4 separate regions of the Homo sapiens genome follow, and regions 1, 2 and 3 are each linked to region 4. A link is a contact called in ENCODE Hi-C or POLR2A ChIA-PET data. All regions are on one chromosome and are shown on one strand. Each heading gives the region's core, a stretch centred on a gene start or an enhancer-like site at or near the end of the contact. The rest is flanking DNA. Distances are from core to core; before and after follow the strand shown.

The links. Hi-C counts contacts between places; a loop is a spot of excess contacts on that map. ChIA-PET counts read pairs that join two places held with the same protein, here RNA polymerase II (POLR2A). Pooled maps may share reads with other maps.
Region 1: a loop to region 4 is called in a pooled map, with 8 times the contacts of the local background. The contact joins the promoter of SLC37A3 here to the enhancer-like site in region 4. A Hi-C loop is called at or near these places in 1 of 37 single-sample maps with no recorded cell type and 6 of 50 pooled maps. POLR2A ChIA-PET finds 5 or more read pairs at or near these places in 1 of 52 experiments (PC-9).
Region 2: a loop to region 4 is called in a pooled map, with 9 times the contacts of the local background. The contact joins two enhancer-like sites. A Hi-C loop is called at or near these places in 9 of 37 single-sample maps with no recorded cell type and 10 of 50 pooled maps.
Region 3: a pooled map shows a loop between it and region 4 (4-fold over the local background). The contact joins two enhancer-like sites. A Hi-C loop is called at or near these places in 5 of 168 maps with a recorded cell type or tissue (CD14-positive monocyte, OCI-LY7, cardiac septum and 2 more), 30 of 37 single-sample maps with no recorded cell type and 21 of 50 pooled maps. POLR2A ChIA-PET finds 5 or more read pairs at or near these places in 2 of 52 experiments (GM12878 and activated CD4-positive, alpha-beta memory T cell).

The regions. Positions count from the first base shown.
Region 1 is chr7:140,397,280-140,403,942 of GRCh38, forward strand. SLC37A3 (solute carrier family 37 member 3) reads right to left here and starts at 1,251. Exons shown (of 15, transcript NM_207113.3): 1 at 1,137-1,251. LOC124901759 (a long non-coding RNA gene) reads right to left here. Exons shown (of 2, transcript XR_007060561.1): 2 at 4,304-5,543. RefSeq lists silencers at 789-1,058, 1,169-1,398 and an enhancer at 6,352-6,663.
Region 2 is chr7:140,205,470-140,211,625 of GRCh38, forward strand. It overlaps the pseudogene RNU6-797P. Among named protein-coding and RNA genes, the nearest start is that of KDM7A-DT, 31 kb to the left of the region's middle. RefSeq lists enhancers at 4,617-4,696, 5,319-6,156. Within about 2 kb of position 4,907, at least 7 of the 41 ENCODE cell types and tissues checked have a DNase peak (open chromatin) inside an H3K27ac peak, as active enhancers do.
Region 3 is chr7:139,633,677-139,639,727 of GRCh38, forward strand. All of the region lies in intron 2 of HIPK2 (homeodomain interacting protein kinase 2), which reads right to left. Among named protein-coding and RNA genes, the nearest start is that of CLEC2L, 110 kb to the left of the region's middle. Within about 2 kb of position 2,020, at least 4 of the 41 ENCODE cell types and tissues checked have a DNase peak (open chromatin) inside an H3K27ac peak, as active enhancers do; they include natural killer cell, where a contact is called at or near this core.
Region 4 is chr7:139,914,710-139,920,855 of GRCh38, forward strand. All of the region lies in intron 4 of TBXAS1 (thromboxane A synthase 1), which reads left to right. Among named protein-coding and RNA genes, the nearest start is that of TBXAS1, 89 kb to the left of the region's middle. RefSeq lists enhancers at 1-195, 1,097-2,296, 2,199-2,498. Within about 2 kb of position 1,707, at least 22 of the 41 ENCODE cell types and tissues checked have a DNase peak (open chromatin) inside an H3K27ac peak, as active enhancers do; they include PC-9 and natural killer cell, where a contact is called at or near this core.

The sequences.
Region 1 (6,663 bases), core at 1-2,500, 480 kb after region 4:
GCCTCCCAGGTTCAAGCGATTCTCCTGCCTCAGCCTCCCGAGTAGCTGGGATTACAGGCATGCGCCACGACGCCCAGCTAATCTTTGTATTTTTAGTAGAGACGGGGTTTCACCATGTTGGCCAGGCTGGTCTTGAACTCCTGACCTCAAGGAATCCACAGGCCTCGGCCTCCCAAAGTGCTGGGATTACAGGCATGAGACACCGCGCCCAACCCGAAGCTCAATTTCCTCATGTATTAATTAAATGAGATAATTTATATGGAGTTCTTAGTATAGAGCCTAGTATCCAAGAAACATCAAACAAACTGAAAAGAAATCATTTAAGCACCAAAGCACTGAAGACATTCCCTTCAACAACTGTTATATATATTTATGTATGTATAAATTTGTGTAAAGGTAGAAATAAACCGGTGGACAAAAAGATAACAACTGAATGATTTTGCTCACCCCAGGAACCACTCCTCCCTATAAACTATAAACTTTTCAGTAAGAGTTACCACGAGATAGCCTACCATCTTACATTTCAAAAAAACACTAAAAACTCCGGGGACACATTCCCATTATCTCCTGTCAAAACTGAGAATAAACAGAACACACCCTGCGAAGAATAAGGAGGGAATGACGAATAATTTGACCAAATTCCTTGACTGAGTTCATGCTAGTTACCAGAAAACAAAACCAGTCACTCACTGAGACCACGCTTCTTCTCTGACCTCTATACATCCTTTCCAAAGAGCTTCCTTCCCCACCTACCTGAAAAGCATCCCCTCTCCCCTGGTCCGAACGACAAGCCCTTTTCTGATCAAGTCAGAATCTCCCAGACCCACGGCCGGAGGACAGGCGGGCGAGGAGCACAAAAGCCTCTGCCGCATGGATCGGGGCCGGGCCGCAGGGTCCCCCGGGGGTCCTTCTCCTCCCCATCCACCCCATCGCAGCCTCCCCGTGACGGCCGGGACCCCAGGCCCGGGCCCAGGGAGGAGAAGGAGGGGGCGAGCGGCCGACCCTGCCTGGGCGCCCCACCCAAGGGGGGCCGCCACCTACATCTCCCCACCGCCCTCCCGACCCGGGAAGCCCCTCGGATTGGACCCGCCCCCGCCCCAGCAGGTCTTCGGCCCCACGCATCACCGCTTGCGCACCCGAGATCCGCAGTGGTCGCCGCTCTCCAGCCCCGGCTCCGCTCGCCGGGTCAGCTTGGCTCCGCTGCCCGCCTCCCCCGCCGCCAGCTCACCCCTGGCGGTGCGACCAGGGTTTCCGGACGCCCACGTGACCCTCCCGTCGCGGGGCACGCTGGGAGTTGTAGTCCCGCCACGCGGCCTCACCTGCCGGCGCGGAGGAGGGCGAGGAGGGCGGAGGCTGGGAGCCCACAGAACTCTGCTGCTGCGGACCTGGCCAGTAATGTTAGCTGCAAAAGACGAGAGGTAGAGAGAAGAAATGATATGGGGAGAACTGGTGCATCCTTTTTTTTTTTTTTTTTTTTTTTTTTTCAAAAAAGCGGTATTCGGTCTTTGTTTTTATAAAAAGTAACGTGCTGCTAAGTGTGCTACTGACCGGCCTAAATTTTAGGTGTCTAATTAAATGCAGGCCGGGCACAGTGGGCTCACGCCTGTAATCCAACACTTTAGGAGGTCGAGAAGGGAGGATCACTTGAACCCAGTAGTTCAAGACCAGCCTTAGCAACATAGCCAGACCCCATCTCTACAAAAAATGTTAAAATTAGCCAGGAGTAGTGGCATGTGCCTGTGGTCCCTGCTACTGGGGCGACCGAGGTGCGAGGATCGCTTGAGCCCAAAAGTTTGAGGCTGGCAGCTGTGATTGCTCCACTGCACCAGCCTGGGCAACAGAACGAGACCCTGCCTCCAAAAAAAAAAAATCCAACACAAGTGTCTCACACCTGTAATCCTAACACTTTGGGAGGCCGAAGTAGGAGCATCATTTGAGAACAAGAGTTTGAGACCAGCCTGGGCAAGGTAGTGAGAGCCGCCCCCCATCCACCACCACCACCGCCGCCACCGTTTCTTAAATAAAGGGAAAAAATACAGACACTTGTTCGAATTTTAAAGAAAAAAAACTTCTCTTAATCCAGAAAATCTCCACAACAACCATTACATACCTGTTCTCAAGATAAACAATCACTAGTCTTCAAATAACAGAACTTGACAACACCTTTTGTCAAACATAGTTCCTCCTTACTTAATAGTAGTAATTGGGGAGACCACTCATGTTGGCTTTATCCAGAAGCAAAACAAACTTCGCATAACTTTTTGTTGTTGTTGTTCGTTTTTTAAACTTCGCATATCTTTTTGTTTGTTTGTTTTTTGTTTTTGAGACGGAGTCTTGCTCTGTTACCCAGGCTGGAGTGCAGTGGCGTGATCTCAGCTCACTGCAAGCTCCGCCTCCCGGGTTCAAGGGATTCTCCTGCCTCAGCCTCCCGAATAGCTGGGACTACAGGCGCCCGCCACCACGCCTGGCTAATTTTTTTGTATTTTTAGTAGAGACGGGGTTTCACCGTGTTAGCCAGGATGGTCTCGATCTCCTGACCTCGTGATCTGCCCTCCTTGGCCTCCCAAAGTTCTAGCATTACAGGTGTGAGCCACCGCAGCCGGCCAAAGTTCGCATATCTTTATAGCAGGAGGTAGTTTTACAAATTGGAGCAAGGCGCCCATACCCACTAATTTAGTCTCTTACCCTCATGTAGGAACTGGAAGATACAGGCACTAACTCACGTCTGAATTTCAAAAAGATGACCCCCAAGTCCTTGAGGATACATTTCTGAGTTGTGATACTGGCAAGAGGCTCATTTCGCCGTTATAAAGATTTGTGTACATTCGAAAAGGACAGAGAAAGAAATTTTGAAGGAACAGAGAGAAGGCTGAGAAGTCTCTTTATTTTCAGCAGAGGAATTAAGCCTGTTATTTTTCATTTTTATTTGCCCTTATACAGTGGTAGTTTTGTTTCTAGCCCTTATACAGTGGTAGTTTTGTCTCTAGGCATCCAAGGAGAAATATGATGTCAGGGTGAGCAAAAATAAATGAGCCAAATATGTTACTTTTATTTTTAAAAATATATTGTGAATCGTTTATTTTTCAGCCTAAAAAAGGTAGCAAATTCTGACACATACTACAACATAGACGAACCTTCAAAAACATTATGCTAAGTGAAATAAGTCAGACATAAAAGGACCAGTACAGTACAGTTCCACTTATATGAGGTAGCCAGAGTAGTGAAATTCATAGAGTCAGAAAGTAGCATGGTGGTTGCCCATGGCTGGAGGGAAGGGGAAATGAGAAATTGTTGTTTAATGGCTATGGAGTTTCCGTTTGGGATGCCAAAAAAGTCCTGGAGATGGATGGTGATGTTGGTTGCACAACAATGTATTTAATGCCATTGAATTGTACACTTAAAAACGGTTAAAATGGTAAATATATATACATAGAGTGAAATACATAGTTTTTTGTGTTATATTTACATATGGGTGTATACATATATATGTGTGTGTGTATACTTCAAGTATATAACCTGTGTCACCACCACTCAGGGCTAGAATGCCTTCTTAGCCATGTGGTGGTGTGTATCTTTAATCCCAGCTACTAGGGAGGTTGAGGTAGGAGGATCACTTCAGCCGCACCTTTGGAGGCTGCAGTGAGCTATGATCGTACCACTGTGCTCCAGCCTGGGTGACAGAGGGAGACCCAGTCTCTTAAAAAAGAAAAAACAGTGTATATATACACACACATTTATACATATGAATGCCTTCTTTCCTGTAGCCCAAGCTATGCTCTTTGTATTTATAGTGACCTTGGTGGAGAGGGTTGGGTGGTAGACAGAGGTAAGATCTCTCTCCCCTTGACTTCCAAAACCATCAGGATATTTAAATATTTGTAACATTTGTTTTCTACCTGTAGATGTTCTCCAAGTGCTCAGTGGGTCTGAGTCAGGTGACTTTTTTTTTAAACAGTAACCACCCCAGGTGCGGTGGCTCACCCCTATAATCCCAGCACTTTGGAAGGCCGAGGCAAGTGGATCACCTGAGGTCAGGAGTTCCAGACCAGCCTGGCCAACATAGTGAAACCCCATCTCTACTAAAAATACAAAAATTAGCTGGACGTGGTGGCGGGTGCCTGTAATCCCAACTACTCGGGAGGCTGAGGCAGGAGAATCGCTTGAACCCGGGAGGTGGAGGTTGCAGTGAGCCAAGATCGCACCATTGCACTCGAGCCTGAGTGACAAAAGCTAAACCTTATCTCAGGAAAAAAAAAAAAAAAGTAACCATTACCAGAAGAAAGACAACATTTGGACACTGAACTTCATGACACTGACACCTAACAGGTTTTATTTCCTGATCACACATTTGGGGCGAATCTTTACCTACACTGGATTTCCACATTGTGCTGGTGGTTCTCACCCTGCAGCAATATTTGGCAGAGTCTTTTGTTTTCTTGCTATACCTGCCAGTGTTGAGTTTATCTCACTCAGAAGAGAGTATCCTGAAAATGGATATGTAACTGGAATTTTGGGTAAGACAAATATTTTCAAATTTATCTGAAGACATCATAGAAGTAATGTTCTTGGACAGTGAATAAATTGCCCTGTATTTCAGTGCTTCTCAAACGTTGCGGACCCCAGCCTACAGTTAAAAAGACATTTCAGGCCAGGCACGGTGGCCCACGCCTGTTATCCCAGCACCTTGGGAGGCTGATGTGGGAGGATTGCTTGATCCCAGGAGTTCGAGACCAGTCTGGGTAACAAAGTGAGGCCCTGGCTCTACAAAAAAATGAAATAAATAGCTGGGCATGATGGTGCACACCTGTAGTCCCAGATATACAGGAGGCTAAGGCAGGAAGATTGCTTGAGCCCAGGAGGTTGAGGCCGCAGTGAGCCATGACGGTGCCACTGCACTTCAGCCTGGGAGACAAAGTGAGACCCTGTCTCAAAAAAAACATTTTTTTTTTACATCACCCTGTAAAATATGCATGTGTACAACTGACCCAAACATTTTGCAAAACAGTAGTCACTGTTACTACACAAGATACATTCTGAAGTTGTTTCTTAATCCCTTCTTGTGAAAATGCTGGTTGCAACCCACAAAGGTTGATTTCATGACTCATTTATAGGTCTCAGCCCACAGTTTGGAAACAGGACACCGATGTAAATATTTTATCCAACAGGGTGTCTCTGTTTCAATTTTGCTTATTGTGTCTATAATGCCATTTAACTGCCTACATATCACATCCTATGTAGTGGAGAAAATCTGGTCCCTGTGATAGACATTGGGAGGCAGTTACTGTTCTAGACTCTGGGGAAAAAATAGTAAGGAAAATTCACCTCAGCTTTATGCTTCTACTGCCAGCATCTGGGACTGATAAACTTGAGGTTTTCTGGACGTCAACCTTTGCTCTATGGTAGAATTTTTGAGGGAGTGAGGCAGACATTTTCTTTTCAGCTTTTTCTTCTCATATACCTTCAAAGTTCTTTTAGTTTTGTTTTTGCTTCCTTCTCTTTGCATCATCTCCTTTCTCTGACTCCTCACAAAGAGATATTCAGATCTACAAAACAAAGACTTAAATTACTTACAATCTGGCCAGGTACGGTGGTTTCATGCCTTGTAATCCCAGCACTTCGGGAAGCCAAGGCAGGAGGATCACTTGAGCCCAGGAGTTTCTTCTCTTTTTTTCTTTTTTTTTTTGAGACGGAGTCTCACTCTGTCACCCAGGCTGGAGTGCAGTGGCGCGACCTTGGCTCACTGCAACCTCCACCTCGCAGGCTCAAGCGATTCTCCTGCCAGAGTAGCTGGGATTATAGGCTCACCACCAGACCCGGGTAATTTTTGTATTTTTAGTAGAGATGGGGTTTTGCCATGTTGGCCAGGCTGGTCTCGAACTCCTGACCTCAGGTGATCTGCCCACCTCAGCCTCCCAAAGTGCTGGGATCACAGGCATGAGCCACCATGCCTGGCCAAACCCAGGAGTGTCAAACCACCATGGGCAACATAGGGAGATCCCAGCTCTAAAAACAATAAATAGTGGGGCATGGTGGTGTATGACTGTAGTCCCAGCTACTTGGGAGGCTGAAGTGGGAGGCTTCCTTGAGCCTGGGATGTTGTGGCTGCAGTGAGCCATAATTATGCCTCTGCACTCCAGCCTGAGCCATAGAGCAAGACCCTGTCTCTAAAAAATATGTATATATAATAAAATAAATTACTTAAGATCTATATCCTCCTTTAGTTGGTGTTATCTCAACTAACAACCCTCAGGCCAGCTGTAGTCCCAGATATTCAGGAGGCTGAGGCAGGTGGATTGCTTGAGCCCGGGAGGTTGAGGCTGCAGTGAGCCATGAATGGTGCCACTGCACTTCAGCCTGGGTGACAGAGTGAGACCTTGTCTCCAAAAAAAAAAAAAAAATTTTTTTTTTACATCACCCAGTACAATATGCACATGTACAACTGACCCAAACATTTTGCAAAACAGTCGCTGTTACTACATGAGATACATTCTGAAATTGTTTCCTAACAAGGGACACCAGGACAAATTGAGAGCAAAGGACGCAAAAGCCCACAAGACAAGGTAAAGTAGAAGAAAGGAGCAGGGGCAGTGTCGTATGGGCCAGCACTGGTTTAATTCACTGGCTGTTCCTTCCTGTGAGGGCTTTCCGCTAGGCCGGCGAAGG
Region 2 (6,156 bases), core at 3,657-6,156, 290 kb after region 4:
TGCCCTGCTCACAGCAGGCAGACCATGAATATTTGTTGGAATAGTGAATGAGATACATGAATAGGATAATAGAAGGTCTCCGAGATGCCAAGTCTTTTTCTGGAAAGCTCTGCCTTTCTGTGGTGGTTTTACCTTAGCAAAGCATTTTGTCAGCTCTGCCCACACCAAATCTGAGATGTTTGGCACGCATTCCACAGGGATACAGGGGCCTAATTAATTGGTTCACAGATGCAGAAGTTTTTATTATCCTTTCAGTTTTCAATTATCTGACCTACAACTATTGTTTAGGTGACCAAGCTGGTGTCTTTTCATTCCTGCCATTGACCTCTGACCTCTCGATTGCTTTTGGTGGCGCTCTCTGAGTAGTGGGGGAGGGTCGGGGATGGAAGGAAGTTCAAGTGTCTACCAAGCAGAAGTAAAAGAAATATTCTTTTGATGAGAATCCAATAAAAAAGCCTAAAAATATATAGCAACAAAATACAGAAGAGAGAAAGAAAGAAAGAGAGAAGAGAAAGCAGCAGATTCTTCTTTTACATTGAACACAGAGGATGAACACAGCCAAGCAGCCTCAGATCAAACAGGCTCAGCCAAACACAGGAGAAAATCTTACAGGCAATAATAAGATCTGAGTTCTTAGTAACAGAGATAAAGCAAGAACTCCTGTCCCCCTCTTATCTCATGGGAGGCAGGTAGGACCCTGGTGTATTTAAGTGCACAGGCTCCGTGTTACAGACTAGAGTTCTCATCCCAGCTCCACCACCTAATACCAGCATGACCTTGGGCAAGAGCCTCACCTGCAAGGTGGGGCTGAATTTAATAGCATCTACCTCAGGAAGTTGTTGTGAAGATTCAATGAGGTAAGGAGTTATGGCCGGATGCAGTGGCTCACGTCTGTAATCCCAGCACTTTGGGAGGCCAAGGTTGGCAGATCACTTGAGGTCAGGAGTTTGAGACCAGCCTGGCCAACATGGTGAAACCCCGTCTCTAATAAAAATACAAAAAGTTAGCCGGGTGTGGTGGTATGCACCTGCAGTCCCAGCTATTCGGAAGGCTGAGGCAGAAGGATCACTTGAACCTGTGAGGTGGAGGTTGCAGTGAGTGAGCCAAGATTGTACTACTGCGAGACAGAGCGAGACTCCATCTCAAAAAAAAGAAAAAAAAAAGAAAGGAGTGAAATGTTTAGAATATCTCTGGTACCCAGTAAATCTCAATAATGTTAGTAAATGTTAGCTATTATTATTTTCTTTTCCAGAACTTTTTCTTTGCATATTTGATTTTATTTAAATAAATTATGAGGGCCAGGGTTTTCGATTGTTACAAAAAGTTGAAGCCATGATGAAACAGACGTTTCTGGGGGGAAAAAAGGGAAGTGAGAAACATGGGGAATTAAAATATATTAAATGTGAAATATACATGAATGCCCTTTTGAAATTACTTTGATATTTGGAAGCATTAAAAGGTATATAACTTGCTCATAGAAGATGTTATATAATGAATGTAAAAACCTGTCTTACCTAAGCATTAACTCTAAATCAATCAGTTGAGTTTACTGTTGACTTACTGTTATACATTTTGAATTCTTGTAAATGGAGCTACAGCTAAGATGTTGAGGGAATCTAAGCTGTCAGTTTTTGCCTATTTATGAGAATCAGGCAAAATCTAAAAGCTGGGGGGAGAAGTCAGCCTTACGGTAAAACAAAGAAAGTCATTATGCTCTTTGTACTCAGTGCCCTCCACTCTGTCAAAAAGATACAGAAAGCCCCAGTTTCCAGAAAAGAAGATGAGAATAAAATGAACCCAGATTCACCGAAAACATCTTTTTTTCCACTTGTCTAATCAGTTTTGTTCTGTGTGCTGCCACTGGCATAGATGCCTGCCTTTCTGTTTCATTTTGATCACTTTCAAGAATTTTGGAAGAATGTCGTTTTATCCAAATTAAAATTAATCACCATTATTCCCATGCCATCTAATTTATTTGGTCACTCAATAAGTATTTATGAGGTACCTCCAGGGTGCCAGGCCCCGTGGTCAGGGACATAAAGACACGTGGTCCCTGCCCTGGTGGAGTTCACTGGGTGGACAGAGGCTTGTAGAGAGGCGAGTGGACTGAGCCATACTCGACCTTTAGAGAGGAGGGTGCTCAGGGACAGTGCCCTTCCAAAGGGAGAAGAAACTAATTACTGGGAGGGTCAGGAACTTTCAGGACACATTTGAGCTAACATACATCTTCCAAAGATACCTTTATTTTTCATATTCTGTAGGACCTAGGGGACTTGGAAGTGATTAGGAGCCACTGCTTGCAAAAGTCTCACCCGAACATGGTAGGAATAACTTTACAATCTCAAAATTAGCTGATATCATCTGTGTTATTCATTAAGAAACATCTGACAGAAATGTTCAGCTTCACCCACCCATTTCCTCTCTCAGTATATGTTGCATGCCTACTATTTGCCCAACAAAATGGAATTATGCCATTAGAATAACTAAGAATTATCCTGATCACCTTCAGTGAGTTCCCTACGTTGGACCTACAAGTCATTCTTATTAAGGACAATGGTTCTTACATCCAGAACTCCTTAGGGAACTTCATGTTTAACTTTAAAGAGTTTATTTGCTTGTAATTAACTCCCACAGCATCTTAATCGGGGATCACTACCAAGATTCAATACAGAGTTTCAGTGTCATTTTTCTTCCAGACGTTCTTTTATTTTTATCTCTTTTGTTGTTGTTGTTTTGTTTTTGTTTTTGAGACAGAGTCTCGCTGTGTCACCCAAGCTGGAGTGCAGTGGCACGATCTCAGCTTACTGCAAACTCCGCCTCCTAGGTTCAAGATTCTCATACCTCCCAAGTAGCTGGGATTACAGGTGTGCACCACCACACCCAGCTAATTTTCTGTATTTTTAGTAGGGATGGGGTTTTCTCACGTTGGCCAGGCTGATGTCAAACTCCTGACCTCAGGTGATCTGCCTTCCTCAGCCTCCCAGAGTGCTGGGATTACAGGCGTGAGCCACCTTATGTGGCCTTGTTTTTGTTTTTGAGACAGGGTCTCACTGTCTCACCCAGGCTAGAGCACAGTGTCACAATCACAGCTTACTGCAGCCTCAACCTCCTGGGTTCAAGTGATCCTCCCACCTCTGCCTCCTGAGTAGCTGGGACCACAGGTGTGAGCCACCACACTCAGCTAATTTTTTTAACTTTTAGTGGAGACAGGGTCTCACTATATTGCCCAGGATGGTCTTGAACTCCTGAGCTCAGGTAGTCCTCCCACCTTGGCCTCCCAAAGTGCTGGGATTACAGGTATAAGCCATGGCACCTGGCCTCTTTTTATCTCTTCTTGAAGATGGTATCTACCCAGTGACTTTTATGGGACTGACAAAAGGTCACAGCTTAGAGATTAGTTAGGACAAGGAAGGATGTGAAGGGACATGAGGTGGTGTGGAAATGCCAAGTACGGGTGGAAGGGGGATGAGCAGATAGGCGGGGTCAAAGCTGCAGGCCCTCTGAGTGGGCTCCCTGGTTCCAGAAGCAGGGAGCCAGTGCAGAGAGGGTGGGAAAAGAAGTCAGACTCTTTTACCGCCAGATTCACTTCTTTCTCCATGTGAACACTGCGTGGACTTCCAGAAGCATTGATCCTCTGCACTAGCATCCCCAGATTTAGGGACAAATAGATTTCTTGAGTTCCCAGAGGAAACAGATTCTGAGATGAGACTGGATGCAGAGCATGGCCCCAGGATCTGTCACTGATGGGGAGTGAAGGGAACAGGTGGGGCAGAGGGAGGAGCCTCAGTCGATCCCAGGATCCCACAGGGAGCTCTGGAGCTGGGATGGCCCTTCAGAGCTGCCCTGAATTGGAGCTAGGGGACCACACCTGGGCATTGACCAGTCCTTAACATGGGCTGCCCTGGGGGAAAGGGGTGACCTTGAACAAGGAGGGCAATTCCTGGAAAGGGACTCAACTAAGAGCAGCCATCAGCCACCCATGTCTCCAGCAGCTGGGGGAAGGAGCACCCACAGAACCCAGTACTAAGGATGGGTTATTTACATAACAAAGGATCAGTGGTTCTGTTTTCATTTTGTTTCACATTATTTTAATTTTTTAATGGAATGCTTCATGAATTTGCATGTCATCCTTGCACAGGGGCCATGCTAATCTTCTCTGTATCATTCCAATTTTTTAGTGTATGTGCTGTCAAAGCAAGCACTTGTTTCACGTTAGATGATAAAGGTGTTGAGGGAAAGACTTGCTCTTCCAACTGTATGTATCCCCCACAATGCACTTGCTCTTGATAAAATCAGGGCCTCCCCAGACAGGATTACCAGTTACACCTGTAATGCCCATATCTAACGTCCTAGCTGGCACAGGGATGCCGGCATAATAAACGGGGCTGCAGAGGAGCGTCATCCTGGCTTGGGATTCCTCGTCTTTCTAGATTGCTGAAAATGAGGAGCTGAGGGCCACGGAGCACTCAGAATCCCCACCAACTGCTGACCCAGAACCTTTAGCACAGTGGGTCTCAGAGAGTGTCTTACTAGCTTGAGACGTTAGGCTTCAGCAAAGCGGCACAGGTGCGGGCGAAGGCAACCTGGAGCTGTGGCTCTGCACGGGCCCTCGCCTGGCCAAGGCAAGGGACAGGACAAGAGCAGGAAGGAAAGAGTATCAGAGGTCAGTGTATCCATCCAAGGGCTCAACCTGGCCAGGGGACAAGGCAGAGGAGCCAGGCAGGCCCTGCTGCTCAGCACAGCTGCAATGCCACCTGAGATGAGGTGTGACAAAGGTGCCTGTCACTGTCCCTCCTCCTGTTCTATTCTAAGGGTCTCTGTGCCAGTTGTCAGTTCCTTACTGTAGTTGAAGCGAGGTGCACTCCCTTTCACTCTGGGTGCTACTTTCTTGGCTGAGAAAAAACAAGCTGCAGCCCAAGCCGCCCTGCTATGTGAGAAAGAGAAGTGAAACAGGCTGTGGGCTGGGCAACAGGAGGCTGACTGCAAGCGACCTGCAGATGCCGAGCCTTTGCTGGTTTACTCCGGCAGCACAACAGCATACGAAGAAAACCAAAGTGGCTCTCTCATTAGCCAGTTCCTGGAAGAGGAACGGTTCCATTTCTACAACCATTCAAGCAGCAGGGATTTATTGAAACCGATCCACGCTCAGGTCCCAGCGGACACAGTCCCTGCCTGAAAGGCACTAGAGCCTAGTTAGGGAGAGTAGAGTAACTCACCTGAAAAAAACAGCAAATGGACCTGACCTGTATAATTAGGGACTAAATTACGTGAGCCAGTCTCAAGGCGCAGTCCGTCAGGGAAGAACTCACCATGAAGACCGCCGAAGATCACGAAAAGGAGGCCAGAAGTGAGGAAAGGCTCCAGAGGCCAGGAGAGGGCATGGGGTAGCGGGGCATGAAACTGCAGGAACAGAAGCCTGGAGGCAGAGATGATAATGAGGAAATGGGCCTCACTAGACCCTGCACCCGAGCCAGGCGCATGGGTCGAGGCTGCCTCGAGAAGCCCCCTCAGCGTGGTTGCCACATAAAAGAAAAGATGCTCAGTTCAATTTGAATTTCAGCTAATCCGTAAACAATATTTACCATAGGTATGCCCCAAACAGTGCAAGACTTTTTTCTAAAACATCTGACTGAGCATGGTGGCTCATGCGTGAAATTCCAACACTTTGGGAGGACCGAGGCAGGAGGATCGGTTGAGTCCAGGAGTTTGAGACCAGCCTGGGTAACATGGTGAGACCCTAACTCTACAAAAAATACAAAAATTAGGTGGGCATGGTGGCACATGCTGGTAGTCCCAGCTACTCAGGACACTGAGGTGGGAGAATCGTTTGAGCCCAGGAGATCGAGGCTGCAGTGAGCCGTGATTGCACCATCACACTCCAGCCTGGGCAACAGAGTGAGACTCTGTCTAAAAAAGAAATAAAATAGGCAGGGCGCAGTGGCTCACACCTGTAATCCCAGCACTTTGGGAAGCCAAGGTGAGCAGATCACCTGAGGCCAAGAGTTCAAGACCATCCTGGCCAACATGGCAAAACCCTGTTTCTACTAAAAATATAAAAATTAGCCAGGCACGGTAGCACATGCCTGTGATCCCAGCTACTAGGGAGGCTGAGGCAGGAGAATTGCTTGAACCCAGTGGGCAGAGGTTGCAGTGAGC
Region 3 (6,051 bases), core at 770-3,269, 280 kb before region 4:
GTTCAGGCCTGTAATCCCAGCACTTTGGGAAGCCAAGGTGGGAGGATCACTTGAGGTCAGGAGTCCAAGACCAGCCTGGTCAACATGGTGAAACCCTGTCTCTACTAAAAATACAAAAATTAGCCAGGCGTGGTGGCGCAGGTCTGTAATCCCAGCTATTCAGGAGGCTGAGGCATGAGAATCGCTTGAACCCAGGAGGCAGAGGCTGCAGTGAGCCGGGATCGTGCCATTGTACTCCAGCCTGGGTGACAGAGTAAGAGTCCGTCGCAAAAAGAAAAAAAAAAAAAGCCAGGCATGGAGGTGCGCACCTGTGGTCCCAGCTACTCAGGAGGCTGAAGTGGGAGGACTGCTTGAGCCCAGGAGTTTGAGGGTGCCATGAGCCATGATTTGCACCATTGCACTCCAGCCTGGTAACAGAGCAAGACCCTGTCTCAAAAAAAAAAAAAAATTTTAGTTTATTCCTTTCCTCACAACTAGAGACTGGGTACTGGCTACTACGTGCTTCTAGAGTACCAGTCACACTTGCCGGTCTGGGCAGCAGAAGGAGTGACCGCTGGGGGCTGGAGTGAGTTGCCTTGTTGCTATTTAATGAACCTTCCGTTGTCCCCATCGCCTGCTGCTGGGCGTCTTCAGCTGCCAGTGTTCTGCTTGGCACTTCACCCCCTTTGGCCTTTGTCTCCTTTGGTCCCCACATTGGACTGCGCATGTATTGTCAGGGGCCACTCTTACTCACTGGCACTGATGAGCTGGGGATGCCTGTGGTGGCTCCAAGACATGTCCCTGCTGCACCCTTGTCTTCCATGTGACCACGAGCCCACCACCTGCCTAGGCCACCTGTGTCAGTGTTGGCCACATACCAGGGCCCCCAGGTTCACTCATCATTGTGTGTAACTGATAAGATTACTGCCAGGTTGCCTCTAGCAGTGCCTTTAGAGATCGTTTCAGTTTATTTAAAACATCACATCCCTTAGAAAAAAGAAGGGACTATCTGTTTCAGGTTTTTTTTTTTTTTTTTTTTTGAGACAGAGTCTTGCTCTGTTGCCCAGCCTGGAGTGCAGTGGCATGATCTTGGCTCACTGCAACCTCCACCTCCTGGGTTCAAGCGATTCTCGTGCCTCAGCCTTCCAGGTAGCTGGGATTACAGGCACCTACCACCAGGTCTGGCTAATTTTTGTATTTTTAGCAGAGGCGGGTTTTCACCATGTTGGCCAGGCTGGTCTCAAGCTCCTGATCTCAAGTGATCCACCTGCCTCAGCCTCCCAAAGTGCTGGGATTACAGGCAGGAGCCACCATACCTGGCCAGAAAAGAAGGGAATATCTGAAAAGAACACTACCAAAAAAAGTATTATGGTGTCAGAACCTGCTTTTCTCTCTGCCCTCCCTGTTCTAGAGTCAGGGGTGGCCTCCTGCCTCCTCTCACGTGGATCTAGGCCTCTTCATGGGAGGAGAGTTTTGGCCTGGACTGCTGGCTCAAGGATCAAGCACATTCTCACCTCTGTCCCCCGATTCTTGTCACCTGGCCTCTTGGCTGGCCCCTGCCCTCTTGCAGCCTGACGTTTGGAAGTCTGACGCTCCAGTCTGTAGGTTTGGATGTTTGACACTCAAGTAAGTCTTAGGAAGGCCGGTCTGGCCCCAGGGGACTTCTCTGAACTTGACTATGGGCCTGCCCTTCCTATCAGGTTAGTTACGTGGTTCTCATGGCCCGGAAGGCTGTTCCTAACCCACGGAAACCTCGTTTTCCAGTTTCCATTCCCCAGTGATGAACAAGGCAGACTGCAACAACTAAAATGGCCACACAAAGGCACTTTAGTGATGTTCTTTAGCAGGAAACACCAGACATAGATTTTGACGACTGACGTGACATGAACGGGGCCTGGGAAAATTGCTTGTAGTCCACCAAGAAAATGAAATGGCAGCCATTCACGGTACCATGATACGTGCCGCAGAATGTTCCTGCTGCGACCGTAAAGAACAAATGCCCAGGCATCTGGCTAGGTGGCTGGGAGACAGTACTGTCTGCGAAGGCCTCTGATGCTGCGAAAGCCACATCAAAGCACACAGGACAACTCGAGTCGAATACAAAACGTGTGTCACAGAAAGACACAGACATAAAAATCGAGCCGACACAGCACACCACATGCTCTAGCGGCTCCCACGTTAGAAAACAAAGCAGAACACAAGAACAAAACAGAACACAAAAAACAAAACAAAAGCCCCAAACACAAACCTTTCCTAATCCCTTCGTCTCCCAGCAGCTGCTGCCCTAGTTCTCAGCTCCCCTTCAAGGCCCACTCTCTGGAGAGAGTCATCTCCCCCTGTGGTTCCCACCTCTTCACCTCACAGCATTTGCTCAGCTTCCTCTAATTGGAGTTGGACACTCTGCGTCACTGACGCGCTGCACTTGTTGAGATCAGCAGTGATCTCCACGCTGTCACATCTGTTGATCAACTTCTTAGCTCTGTGACCTGGGAGCCACATTTTTTTCACGCGGGTGATCATTCCTTCCTGCCCTGAAACACTTATTCTTGGTTTTCATGACATCGCTTGCTCCCCATATCTGTCCCGCCTCTCTGCTTGTGGCTTGCCCATTTCCTTTGTAGGCTCGCCCTCTTCTATCCAACTGCTGTGTGTTGGCCAAGTCCTAAGCCCACCGTCTTCTCTCCTTCCACCCAGCCCTAGATAATTGTTATGGGTTGAATTGTGTCCCCCTAAAAGTTATGTTGAACTCCTAATTCCTGGCACCTTGGCATGTGACTTTATTTAGGAATGGAGTTGCTGCAGATATAATTAGCTAAGATGAGGTCACACTGGAGTAGGTGGGCCCTAATCCAATGTGACTTGCATCCATATCAGAGGGAAATCTGGACATAGATACTGACACAGCAGCAAGATGGTCATGTGAAAAGGGAGGAAGAGATTGGAGTGATGCTGCCACAAGCCAAGGAACACCTGGAGCCACCCGAGGCAGGAAGAGACAAGGAAGGCTCTACCCCTGGAGCCTTCAGAGGGAGCATGGCCCTGTTGACACCTTGATTTTGGATGTCTTTTGTTTTAAGCCAGATATTTTGTGGTACCTATTTCAGCAGCCCTAGGAAACTGACAGTCATCTTACTCGCTCCATAGGTTTAAATTCCATTTGTATTCCCAGGTTTGTCTCCATCTTGGAATTCTCCTTCTGGCTCTAGATTTGCATTCTGGAAGCCTGGTATTGCCTCTGGAATGTCTCATAGTCATCTCCAATTCCACACGTCTAGAAGGGAACTATTCTCTGATCCCCCTCTCTAAACATATTCCTTCCACTGTCCTCCTCATTTTATGAAAGGGAACCACCACCCTCCAGCTGCTTAGGCAGAAATCCAGGAAAGATGTTTGATTTCTTCATCCCCACCATCTATCCACTAACATGGCCAGCTCCAAAGTCTCAAGTCAGCCCCTGATTCTCCATCCCCCCTGCCGCAGCAGTGGCGCTGGTCACCCCTGCGTCACCTGGAGCTTCCACTGCAGCCTTTCCACTTGTCTCTCCCTTCCTTGTGCCCACTTCCTCCATGGCAGCCACAGGGAACAGATGGCACCCCACCCCCTTGCCGTAAGCCTTCAGGGGCTCCCCACTGGACTTGGAATGAAATCTAGACCCCTCCATGGCCATGGGGCCTCCACGATTGGGACCCTGCCCACCTCTCCACCATCACTGCCAACCACTCTCCTAGCTTAATACGTTGCAGGCCCGTTGGTTTCCTTTCCATTTGCAAGAGTACCTGGAGCTCCTTTGGAGCCAGAGTCTTCGTGGGATGCTGTTGCTTCTGCCTTAAATGCTCTCCCTGCTGGCTGTCACATGGCTGCCTCCTTCTCATCCCTCAAATCTTAGCTCAGCTGTCACGCTACAGACAGGCCTCCCTTGACACCAGTTAGTCTTCATATAGGGTGCCATAAATGCCACTTCACAGCACTTTCTTAACCTGCTCACTGTCTGTCTTCCCTGACCAAGTCTATGAGGGCAGCGCAGGCATTCGGTAGCCACTCATTAAGCATTTGTTGATCAAATAAACCTTTATTAAATATAAGAAAGTGTTAAAATATGGATTAAGACAAAGCTCTAAGGCAGTGCAGATAAAAGAGAGTAGAAGGGCTGAATCATTATGCAGCAATCAAGGTTTGGGCATGAGGGGGCAGGATTTAGCCCAAGGAGGAGCAGAAGCTGAGGCTCAGAGAGGGGCACGAGCAACCCGGCTCACACTCACCACAGCAGGGCAGACAGCAGGAGTGCCAAGGACACCTACTTGCAGGTGGCCAACAAAAGAATTACAGCAAAAATGACAGGGAGGAGGAACAGGAGGGCTAGAAGTGGCACCTGGCTCATGCAGGGTTAGGACTTGGGACCTCAGGGATTTAGCCCAAACCTCTTATTTTATGGCCATTGTCATTACGCCCTCTAGAGCCTCCACCTTAGCTCTTATGTTGAAGACTTTATCCTGCGCAGTCCCACTGCAGCATGCGAAATCACATGCTCTTCCATCTGGGCCTCACTACAGCCACCTGCTGCTCTCTTGCCTTTGGTTTTAACCTTTTCCAATCCACTCTGGATCCCTCTCCCACCCCTAAGGGTGCAGCCTTTTCTCTGCACTCATGAGACATGTTTCAGATACAGCCTGCTCCCCTCCCTGCCCGCTTCCATTCTTCCTTATTCAAACAGACACTGCCCACTGTCTCTGTGCTGGCTCTACCAGGTGACAAGCATACAAAGATCAATGACATACTCAGACCAGATTGGTCCAATAAATACTAACTGAGCACCCACTGGCCCCACAGAACCATCTTAAAGAATTTCCTCATCGCTATTTTGGGACATCAGAAATACTTTAAACATATATATGAAGTGTCAGACAAAATCTGCACCTAAGAAAGAGGACTCATTCCTTTCCAACATTCCCAAAGCAAGCCACTAAACATTCTTGTTCTGGAGAAAGAGAGTAAATAATTGTCTTTTTTTTTTTTTTTTTTTGAGACAGAGTCTCACTCTGTTGCCCAGGCTGGAGTGCAGTGGCGCGATCTTGGCTCACTGCCAGCTCCACCTCCCGGGTTCACGCCATTCTCCTGCCTCAGCCTCCTGAGTAGTTGGGACTACAGGCGCCCACCACCATGCCCGGCTAATTTTTCGTATTTTTAGTAAAGACGCGGTTTCACCATGTTAGCTAGGATGGTCTCGATCTCCTGACCTCGTGATCCGCCCGCCTCGGCCTCCCAAAGTGCTGGATTACAGGCGTGAGCCACCACGCCCAGCCAATAATTGTCATTTTTGACACACAAATACGTTTGCATATCTGCCTCTACTATACCTCCTGGAGGGCAGGGTCTGCATCTCACTTGTCCTTGATCCTCAGCCTGGCACACAGAAGCTGCTTCGTAAACAGCTGCTCAACACCCAGCCCATAAACCCTCAGGTAAGGGAGGTAGTTCCCCATTTGGCCCCCAGGAATCTTTGGGGACTTCAGACCATTTTGCTGGGATCTGATCTTGCAGAGGCCTTGTCCCCCTGCTCTGCTAGTCTATAAGGCTCTGAGGTCCTAGAAGTTCAAAGTCAAGTCTAAAATGTTTCTTTTCATCCAGCCCACCTGAAGCATGTTGGATGGTTGCTAAAGCATGCTTAATCTTCAGGGAAGCTCATTCTGACAGTCATTCTGAGCCAGAATTTGTTTCAAGCTGTCCTCACTCACTTATTAGAATATTCAACCACCATTTACTAAGTGTTTCCTCTGTGCCAGGTACTGTGCTGGGTGCTAAAGATCAAAAAGTAAACCAGACCCTGCAGCTCTTCCAGGAGTTCACCGTCTAGCCAAGGTAGCAGCATAGCGACATCTGACATACAATGTGTGAAGTGTGTACATAGTACACAAAGATGGGGGAAATTGGAGGAGGAGAGAGAAAGCAGGATGGGCTTCCCAGGAGGAGTCTGAGCTGAGCCTTAGTAAGTGGCCAGGCAGGGGTGGCTACCACACACAGAGCAGCGCAAGTCCCCCAACCCCCATGTCACTGCTGTATCTCCAGCGCCTAGCA
Region 4 (6,146 bases), core at 457-2,956:
CCTGAACTCTGGCAGCGCTCACCATGTGTGTCACTCGTTGTCACAGTTGATCCCCTTGTGCCTTCCAGTATTTACAGTGAAGGAGGATATGGCTTTCACTCTAGCTTGATTATTAGCTCTTTAAGGCCAAGAACTGTATCTTGTATTTTTTTTAAACCCCATGACATAAACACATATTGACTCTTCAGCATCCAATATATTCTTGTTCCAACTGAATGGAATTTCCATCAACTTGACATTCCTCCCAGAAGAATGAGGTATTACTTGAACCTGGAGTTGCAATATAGTCTTCTTCGTCTCGGTCATTCACAAACACGTAAAAAGACCCATCATAGATAAGATCTCCAGGAAATCCCAGTGTTTATAGTTTTCCATCTGGGAATGCATCCACTTATGTGTAGCTTTGTTTATGGTCTTTAAGCCAATTCCATATCGATGGTAAAACAACCCTTAGTGACTCAATTTTTTAAAAAACAGTCTTTAAAGTGGGATTTTCTCACAGGTTTTTGAAAGTCAAATTAAATTGGGTTCTGTGGTTCCCTCTTATCCATATGCTTATTTATCTGCTCAAAGAACTCAAGGAGATTAGTGAGACGTGATTTCTCCTTACTGACACCACGTTGCCTTCCCTCTAATAGGCCATGTTTACTTAAGCGTTCAGCAATTCAGCTTTATTATACATTCACTCGGTAAACATTAAATGCTTACTCCATGCAGGCTGCTACCAAACGGTCCCTTGTGATACAGAAAATACCTCGGCATATTAGTTTGATAAATTAAGTGAAAAGGAATTTAAATAATGCATGCTCTCATTCTCCAACAGGGAGAGCCCATGTCTGCTCACAAATTCAGGCTTGAGTTACGTTGAGTTTTGTCCCTGGACAGCCTGGTGGAGAAGGGCCCTGATTTGGGAAGCTGGATTTAGCTCTGAAATTTGACATGAGCCGTAAGCATCCCATGAGGGATCCATAGAGCATATTCACTGGAGGTGGGGGTGATGCAACAGGGAGCTCCCTGACATACAACAACATTGAACAAATGTGTGAATTCAAATATCATCCTGTGAAATATTCTTTTCCAAACTCCAGAACACTGGCTGGAGCAGACTGTGGGTTGGATCCGGAGCGGCAGTTCTTAATGTCATGCTTTCCCATTCACAGTTTTTGGGCCTCTGGAGTCTGTGCAATGTCTCTGCTTCATCTTGCTCATTTTCCACGTGGACCTTGTAGGTCTCTATCAATGTCCTCAGTGCTTCCTGAAACTGCTCCATGATGGTGCAACCACAGCTTATCATTAAACCCAAATCAATCTTCTTGGCACTTATAGAAGCTCAGTCGTCCTGGTACATCAGGACTCGGATGTTTCTATTTAGATATTTTCAATGAGCTCTTCTTTGCTGTCAGGTACGGTACCTAATGAAACCATAGGGCAGCTCTTTTTTAAATATCTGTGGAAAATGGAGCTGAGTCCACATGACTCAGCAGAAATGGTCACAACCAGAGGCAGAACTTCTTGTTCTTGGCCTCCTATCAAGGCCTAGAGTTAGGGAGCTGTGGGAAGGGTGATAAGAGGTAAGCCAGTCTTTGGCCCATGTTAGCTTGGTCTGGTCAGATAGGCATGTCAGGGATGTGTCAAAACACTAAGCCTAGTGCTTTGGAGATGTGGGTTCTGGTCTGGAGTGGCAGTATGGAGTGCCATCTCTCAGGTCCTCATGAGCAACACAGAGGTCACCTCTCCAGGCACAGGTCGAGCCACACCACTGACACACAAGAGTCACGTCCAAAGCCATGTGATGGACGTGGTGGGTGGTTTTATCCCGAACCATCAATACCCGGCACCCTGGCTGCCCCAGGTTCAGCCTCTCAGGGGCTGCTTCACTCGCTCTCCACACAGCTGTGAACATTGCAGGATGAGTCACTGTGAAACCACAAACTCCTTGGCATTGGTGAAGATGACTAAAGTTATAGGCAAATTAGTCACTGGAAACCTTCCTGTCCTCTGTATCTGCAGCAGCCTCCTATCGAAGGAAGAAAAGAGTATGTTGGCTCATTGCAGAGCTAATTGGCAAGGAAAGCTCAATTCAGGGCTACAGGTGAGTCAGACGCCCTTGTGCGGGGGCCACAGGGACCCGCCTGCTGGCATCCATTGAGGAGAGAGGGGCCCTTGGCAGACTTGCCATAAAACCGCCCCCCTTGAACTCATTCCTACACCTGTAACCACTGACAGTTTTTGAAAACTGTTCACCTGGAGTTCCTGGTTCTCTTTCTCTTAAATCAAACATTGAGTAAATGAAGACACTCAGATGTTCAAACATGTGCATCAAGATTTTACTTGTGAGAGTGGTTGCCATGCATGACCTAGGGAAGCTCTCATGGCTTCAGTCAAACCTTGCCAACTTTTTTTAGCTGTGCATTTCTTGAGAAAGGTCAACTCACATTACGGGTCTACAGCTCTGAGCAAGGGAGAAGTTCTTCCTGAAAGCACAAACAGACTACAGAGGGCAGTGAAACCAGAAACACAGGTGTGCAACCTCATTTGCCTGCCCCCGTCTCTATTTTGAGGCCTCTTTGTTTTATGTGACCTCCGTCTCCTTCTCTGCCGCAATCTTCTTCTTATAACACCCACTTTCTTCTTTTAATTTCCCCCTCTTCTAAGCCATAGCCCAGTGGTATGGCGAAAGGTCTTTGCTGTGCATAGGAAACCCTCCAATCTGAACTGGAAGCTTCCTGTTGCAGGATGGGCTGCCCCATTGGAATTCCCAGGTGACAGTCGCAATGGGATGCCTGTCCCCTGCAGGTCTCCCATTTCACCTGCTTTTCTAATGTCTGGACATGGCTAAGTCCTAGAAAAGCCAGATCCATGGCATTACATTTAATCAGTACAACACACTGAGCTTCGTTTCCAACATGGTAGCTAAGTTTTAATTCTAACATCTTTAAAAGTACTGAGTGTCTTGTGATGCCTTGGGAACACAGGAATAGTGTTAAGTGGTGTTGATTCTCAATGCTCAAATGTACTTCTCTCTGCCTTGCAGAGATTTTTCTAAAATTTCAAGACCTTGTTGAAAATGATTTCATATTTTTGTGTCTTACTAGACTCTTGGTTCAGCAGGAAGCTATCTTTATATATTTTTTTAACAAAAAGAAATTAGTAAAAGCTTGCTCTGATATTTATGCCATATTTCCCTAACTTTTGTCGTGGCAGAAGTAGAAATAAGTGTGTAAACCAGGAGATTAATATCTACAATTTAGGCATGAGAATAGAGAAATAAACCATAAAATCAATTCTTATCTCTCAATGGATATATTCCAGAACATTCCATGGAAATCAAGTGACTAAGTCCTGATCCTCCCTGTCTTTCTCCGCCCCAATCTCCTTCTTATGACATTCCCTTTCTTCTTCCCATTTTCCCTCTTCTAAGCCATAGCTCAGTAGTATGGTGAAATGTCTTTGATTTTAGTTTAAAGAAATGAAATCAGATTCCAGATTTGCTACCTCTTATTAGTTGTGTGGCCTTCAGACAATCCTTTAACCTCCTGATTCTCAATTTCCTCCTGTGTAAAATACATTAGACTAGCTAATCCCTAAGGTCTGTTTGGTGCCCAGTTCACGTGACCGTTGGCAGCCACAGGGAGCCACGGAGTCCCACCAGCGTCCCATAGAGCCACTTGGAGCTTCAGGTACAAGGAACAAGCCCCTCTTAGGCCCCCTCAGGAAAATTTATTCTCGCAGCCAAGCATGTCAAGTGCAATATCAGGAACACCCTTGTCCTTCTTGAACACTGCTTCTGGCCAGAAACTCTGCTGAGATCTGTTGGAGAGTTTCCTGCAAAGATAAGAGTTAACAAGCCCCCAGATTCCCTTCCCCGCTCAGGAGGGGCCCTCACTGTCAGCTTTGGGGCTGATAGAAGCACAGTTCCAAGCGCCTGGCTTCCTCCTCCTCCCCAGTGGATAAAATGCTGGAACTCCGTCAGGCAGGACTGCCATAATTAGAAGAGGCCCCTTTCCAGCAGCTGAAGCTGACTAGGCAGATAGAGCCCAAATTTGTTTTTAGCCACCACATGCCCCTGAGCTGACCCCTCGAGCTGTGGACACATCTCACAACCTCACCCGGAGGCCATTCTCTCAGGCCAGTCACACTCTCCCACAGAGAGAGCGAAGATGATGTCAAATCTATGGCCACCTTCTACCAGCAGAGGGAATGAATGAAAACTGACATGTAGAAGAGTAAGACCACTACTGTTTTCATTTTTGGTATTTTTTTTTTACATTTTAATTTTTTTATACTCTATTTTTAGTAAAAGGGACACCTTTACTATTTCAAACCACCAAAATATAAGCCCTATTTGGTTCAAATCTTTGTACAGCCAGATAGCAATAGATATAAATTGACAATGGCCTCAAGTATAGAATTTGGGGTTATACAAGTGACAGAATTCTTGAGTCTCAGTTGATTATAATATAATGAGGGGACAGTGCCAGGTCTTTCACGTCTCCAGGTGGGAAGGGGACAAGTTGCACGATGGCTGTCCTCATCTGTGCCTGGTTGTGTGAGAATTAGAAACAACGTTTGTAACAGTGGTACCTAGTCTTTGTGACCGTGGTCCTCTTTTTGATATTAATATTTTTGCAGACTAGTTGGCATAAACAAGTTGGCTCTCTGTACTCACATTACAACCACTGAGGTATAACACTATCTCTTGGAGTCCTTAGAAGCACCTCGCTCTGTTCAGCTGGCCTCTCAGCCTTGTGTGGCTGTTTCAGAACTGTTGATCATCTGTCAAGTCATCCCAGAGATCATCTAGATCTTGAGTCCATTTCTTGCATGTTCCAGAACACAAGAAAACATTTGTGGCTATAGCTTCATATTCTATCATGCCTTTCATCCCTTTCTCCCGATAATACATGAACCCGGTTACAGCAGAAATGCATTCCATGCATTTGCAACACTCTGGAAGGAGCCAGTGGTTCTTGTGTGGCTTTACCAGGCCAGTCGAGAATCACTGGGCTGGTGCATGAGAAACCTTCAGTAAGTGGCTGCTGTCTTCATGCACCCATGGAATGCCGAGGTGTTGGTTTTCTTCAATAACCTGCTCCTCAGGGCAGTGTTTCCTAATTGCTGGAGAATGACCCAAGAGTTGATGAAATAATATGAAAAGTACTGTGTTTGCTGTAAGATGGACAAGTATTGGTGATATAGGCCACCCCACTCCCACCCTCCATTCTTTGTCTTGATAGTTCCAGTCCCAGTACAGCACCTGGCACACAGTAGTTGCTCCATCATTATTCACAGCATAATCACAGACACCATTCAGAGCAGAGCTTGTACAGCCCTAAACATAAAGTGCAGCAAACCCAGCTCAAGATCATTGAAGCTAGCAGCCATTCAGCTCCTGCTGTGGGATGGCCAGGGAGGGTCAGAGACTGTGGTCTTGACACATTCTGTGTGGGGTTCATCCACATCTTCCTAAATGCCCAAGGCATGGCTATTTGAAGCAGAGCAAGTAAAGACAACGAGGGGTCCCTCTGCTGGGTTTTCTGTCCCCCTCTGGCTGCCAGCACTAATCTAGCCTTTGAAGAGGGGCAGAAGGGGCAAAGTTAAACCACACTTTCCTCTCTTACCTGTTGTCACCCCTCTAATGACTTTTCACTTTCTCTGCTCACCTTCTCCTTCCTGCCTCTTTTAGAAATGGGAAACAAAGGGCCCATAGGCCCTAAAAGGGGCCACCCTTTGAAGGAGGAGACATGACCACAAATGTCACCCTTTGATATCCTAATGGGATCCATGTTAAAAAAGGAAGTTTTTAACCTGGTCTCAGAGGACACTTGCAAGAGATGCCAAGGAAGGCAGTGTGATCATCCCAAGTCAAGCAGCCTAACGTGAGCCTGTGAGAGAGAAACTGCAATCCACCCGCAACGTGTGGTCATCAAAGGGCGGCAACCCCAGTTACCAGCTTGAGATTAAAAACCCAAATTAAAACAGGGCCAAAGGATTCCTGTCAGCTCTTAACACCTCTCTTAAAATGTGACCACTGTCTGAAAACCATTGTTTGGCTGATGAGGTCTAACTTCATTACACATCACAGTAGGACACTCCTTCCTGAGACCAGGCACTGCTCCCATGAGTGCAGTAGGACAGACCTCCTC